2 separate regions of the Homo sapiens genome follow, and region 2 is linked to region 1. Evidence: read pairs that join two places in POLR2A ChIA-PET (ENCODE). Cell type or tissue: CD4-positive, alpha-beta T cell. All regions are shown on one strand.

The links. ChIA-PET counts read pairs that join two places held together with the same protein. Peaks named below come from ENCODE experiments on the same cell type or tissue, not always from the same donor. Only the 100,000 strongest peaks of a DNase experiment are listed, where the experiment ranks them.
Region 2: POLR2A ChIA-PET joins it to region 1 with 10 read pairs; 7 of 35 experiments call an interaction of 5 or more read pairs at or near these places.

Annotation. Positions count from the first base shown.
Region 1 is chr4:148,375,091-148,377,590 of GRCh38, forward strand. All of the region lies in intron 2 of NR3C2 (nuclear receptor subfamily 3 group C member 2), which reads right to left. Among named protein-coding and RNA genes, the nearest start is that of NR3C2, 66 kb to the right of the region's middle. In CD4-positive, alpha-beta T cell, no CTCF peak of the experiment used is centred here; a DNase peak (open chromatin) is centred at 1,241; H3K4me3 peaks cover 828 bases; H3K27ac peaks cover 897 bases.
Region 2 is chr4:148,051,688-148,054,187 of GRCh38, forward strand. All of the region lies in intron 20 of ARHGAP10 (Rho GTPase activating protein 10), which reads left to right. Among named protein-coding and RNA genes, the nearest start is that of MIR4799, 270 kb to the left of the region's middle. RefSeq lists an enhancer at 322-2,500. In CD4-positive, alpha-beta T cell, no CTCF peak of the experiment used is centred here; a DNase peak (open chromatin) is centred at 984; H3K27ac peaks cover 1,854 bases.

The sequences.
Region 1 (2,500 bases):
AAAAATAATTACAATATACATTTAATTTCTACTCAGACCTAGAAGTTTCCCTGTACAAAATTCATCAATAAAACTGCAAAATCGGCTGGATGCAGTGGCTCACGCCTGTATCCTCACCACTTTGGGAGGCCGAGGTTGGCGTATCACTTGAGGTCGGTAGTTCGAAACCAGCCTGGCCAACATGGTGAAACCCCATCTCTACTAAAAATACAAAAATCAGCCAGGCGTGGTGGTGGGCACCTATAATCCCAGCTACTCGGGAGGCTGAGACAGGAGAATTGCTTGAACCCGGGAGGTGGAGGTTGCAGTGAGCTGAGATTGCACCACTGCACTCTGGCCTGGGCGACAGAGCAAGACTCTATCTCAAAGAAAGAAAAAAAAAAAAACCCTGCAAAATTTAAAGTATTTGACAAGATGGTATTTATATCAAAAATTTAAAATATATTTGACAAGATGGTATTTACATCAAAAATGTATCTACTGATTTCTGACATCTCTCTTTTTTGTGAGAGGCATGTCATTTTAATAATGCAGATCCTTGGTGTTTTGCTCGTCTATTTTAATACGCATAGCAAATAATTCTTTCAAAAAATACAAAATTTCCAAGCTTTTTCTTGAATTAAAAAAAACAGTTTCAAAAGAGACACACCCTACAGCTGAAAAGCAGAACTCCGCACCCTTCCCTGTGCCTCTTTTCAACTCAGTTGCAGCCATACAAATTCCAACACAAGGGGAAGCAAGTTACTAATGTCAAAAATAATGCAGGTGCATTAAAAATGAAATCTAAGACCAAAGTATTCTAAGATCACTATAAGTGAAACCAAGATAATATCTCTGACATTAACAAAAGAGAATTAGGAAGTCACCAATACAAAATCAATTTTTAAAGTAGAATGCTATTAACAAATATTATGAATTCAACTCAGTTCTCATCCCACTTTTCTACTTCAGTCCTTTACATTGGTCATGAAAGGACATAGCTCTTTTAAAATTTAAGAATAATAACGTTATTCTGCTTATTTTAAAAGAAATCTATTCAAGGTCAGGAGTAAGGCAAAAAAAAAAAAAAAAACCCACGACGACTGGGCATTTTAACCACAACAACTGTTTTTCTCTCTTGCCATAGATGAAACTCTTTGGTGTAGAAGGAGAAAGTAAATAAAAGGAAGGAAGAACTGTAATTCTTGAGCCTGTGCCAGTTTACAGTATTTAAAAAAAAGAATCTGCGCCACAGCTTGGCAGTTGGCCATATTTACAGTAAGCTATCTAGTGTTTTGCCCAACAGGAAGAACAAAGGGCTCAGTGTAGTGCTGCTGGTTTTGTGTGTTTCAAATATTGTAGAAAGAAAGAAGGAATGTAGCCCCACATGCAATAGACCCTTTCCTTTTTACATTTCTCTGTCCTCAGTGACTCTCAAAATATGGCCAAATGAGTCTTTAAAAGGGTAAGAGAGAGCTCCAAGAGTTTTAGCTTAAACTTTCAGTAATCATTTATTTTACTTATAAAAATGCAACCTATCTATTAATTTAGTTTTAACTTTAGAATTTCAAAAGCTTAAGCATGATGTTTGGCAGTACAGGTAGTTCTGCCGTCCAAGGGCAGCTAAACCTGAAACAAAAGCTTTAACTAAAATTTTGTTGGTAAGATTTAATACATATCCTTATGTTATTAGAAATTTTTAAAAATAGACTAAATAACAGAAAAATTATATTAGAGAGTCAATCAGTACTTTAATACAGGATATTCCTAATTTATTTTCAGTAATGAAAACTTAGTTTTATAACCAACATATTAAAATCAACAACAAAAACTCTTTTTCCTCAAAGTTATACTTTTTTTGAAATTATGCCCAAATAAAATGGAAATTAAAATTAAGTATACTAATATTTCAATTTCTTTACATATTATATCTGGGGTAACATATTTGCTTAGGTCACACTTTTTAAATCTTGACTACCAATATAAAAGACAACATATTTCTAATTTAACTTTTAGTTTTCTCACTGACATTTTATTCTGGTAGGGAAGGAAGACAAAAGAAAGGTAAATACATATGATGTATAGATTATTAGATAGTGATTGTTGCTAAAGAGAAAAAATAAACGAGGAATGAGGGGATGTGATTTGGGGCAGGAAGAAGAGTATAAAATTTTAGATAAGAGTTCAAGGAAAGTGTCTCAGGAGGTGAATGTGGCATCCACACCTGCATGGTATGAGGGCACTAGCCTGTGGCTAATGTGGAGAAGAAAACTTAATGATGGTGTTTCCTATGGAATAAACATGTCTTTTCAATTATTGTGAAGCTCTTCCCAAAAGTAGGGGACAGCAAAGAGAGTTTTATTTAAAAATAGATGCTGTCCACAAACTGAGACAAGGGATTGGCTCAGTGGCAGAGGGGGCACAGCAACTGGCAAGAATGTGAAAGAGAAAAGGTAAGGAAAAAGCAGATGAATTTGGGGGAAGCAGCAAAGCAGTAGGCAGCTGGGAAATGATGCAAAGA
Region 2 (2,500 bases), 320 kb before region 1:
CCTGAATGTTGATATCTCTAAAGCATCTATCCCAGCTAGTGCCTCAAGCTGTCGTTGTGCCACTGAGATTTGTGCCTACTCAGACTTGATGTCAGTTATTTAAAATCACTAGATAACACCTTCCTATTCCCATATACAGCCTTGTGCATGTCATCATATACTTTGTGTGCACTCACTGGTAACCATTTTTATTCTCGTCAATGCAATCACTTGTTTCCTTTAAATTGGGCAAATGAATGGGGGGTTTCTCAGAGACAGCTGCTTGGCATTTCAAATTACTTGACTGTTGGTTCCATGATTGCTTTTCAGGAAGTCAATAAATTTTGCTGGGAGATACCAGAGTACCCCGCTCCCCCAAATATGATTTGTGGCTTAGTACACCACAGTAAACTGTGAATGATTTGCCTAAAGTTCAGAAAAATAATCATTTTAGATCATTTTTAATAGATTTCTGTGAAGTCTGGTGCCTACTGAGAAATTACAGGGTGGGAGTCACTGGCAAACCCTGTCTTCACTTCCTCCTTTCCTCTCTCTCTGTCTTTCCTTCTTCCCTCTCTCTCCTCCTTCAGAGAGGGCTTCCTCAACCCCAGCACTCCTTGAGGGCCAGGACACTCAGTTCACCCTAGAAGTTGGTATCTTAATCTGATTATGTAAAAAAAAAAAAAAAAAGATTTATCTTTTAAAAGTGTTTTTTTGCACATTTGCTTTTTTTTTTTTTTTTTTTTGGGCTAATTGACCAAAATGAACATATACTGCTTTTGTAATAAGAAGTGGGAAGCTCTGTAAATTTCAGGTCAGGAGAGGGTGATAAGTAACCTAAAGGAATGAACTTCCCATTGCAAAAACTTCCTGCATCTTTCTTGGTTAGTAGGGGGATGATTTCCTAATAAGATGAGCAGCTTTACTCTGTTTACTTGTATCTGGGCCCTGGTTACAGAATGCAGTGGGTTACACTGAGATCTCTAGGAGAGCCTAGTGCCTTCTTGTGGAAGGATGTGGTCTCTGATTCTGGGTACTGTGAAGAATGAATTGGCAGCCAGTACCTGTTACCATACCTAAGTAAACAGCAGGGTCACTTAGATAGTGGAGGTCTAAGGGAGCTCAAATCTAAGGAAGAACAGGGGCCAAATGAACAGGAGGAACATGCTGCCTTGCTGTGAGCCCACAGCAGCCTGTTAAATTCTGCACAGAGGTTAGCTCCTTCCCCTACCTCTTGGGGGTCTGGGGATTTGAGGGAGTAGAACCTTTGGCTTTAGCAGAGGCTGGTGGTTGAGGCTGCAGAAAAAGTATTAGATACCCTCTTGGCACTTCCAGGCTGAGAGACCATGGAGCATTTAGTATTATGGGCCACCAGACTTTGTTTCAGCTATTTTGTAGATGACGTTTCATCTTAATGCTTGCATCAACCCAGTGCGGTAGATATATCTTCATTTTTAAAAAGATTGGAAGGCGCAAAGGACATAGGAAAATTGGCCCAAGCCACACAAGCAGTAAAGGACAGGTGAGTTTGACCCCTCATGTGTCTGCCCAGTGACTTGTTTTACTGTAGAAATTGAAATTGTGCAGTTGCATATGGGGACATTGCTTGAATTGCAGGTATTCTCCACCCTGCCCCGATTCTGAAACCCAGTGAAACAGCCATGGCTGTCAACTGGTCAGTGCCCTTGGTTTGAAGAGGGAGCACTGACCTTACATTAAGTCATGTGGCTGTGGTTTATAATTATCTATGGGGAATAAACACTTGAATCTGGTTGCTGCGCATTTATCATCTAACACCTTGGCTGAGATGCGGGCGGGAGGGCCTTCTCCCCCACAGCAGAGCTTGAGAGACTTGGAAATTTGATCTATGCAACCAGGCAGCATCCATAATCTTTTTATGAGTAATATGATATTCGGTTGTCTCCCTTCAGCTTCAGAAACGCTCTGGAAGTGATTCTCAGGGCCTGTATACTTGGCCATCTACCATCACATTGTCTATTCACATTCAGTCTGGGGGTACAACTTTTGTCCTGTGTGTTTCCTTGAATTTCTTCTCTCCAGCTTTGTATAGAAATTATGCTATGCCGACTGCCTGGCCCCTTACATGCTTCGATACACATCCATTGTGGCTTGCTGGGGTATTTTTGGTATCTGCGTTGTGTACTTGGCACTTGCGTGTGGCCTAATTCGTGCCTTCCTTTGCTGTGCTGTAGCTGCAGGTGCTGAAATTTGGAGGTTTTATTTTTAAGTCAGAATGTTGATAGTCCATGTAACTTTAAAGCCCTACCATGAAAAGATGACTTCCCAAAATAAAGACATGTCTGAATTTTGTAGTAGCTTTTCCACTGCTTAAGACTTAAAAACAATTAAGTCTTGCATCAGTCATTTTTGGTTTTTAGTTTAACTGGTTTTTGTTGTTAAAGATTTTCTTACTTGATGCCATTGTTGTAATTTATTATTTGCTATTCATAAATTGGCTGTGTCTCAATATCTAAATAAAGTAAGGACCTCATGGGCTCTC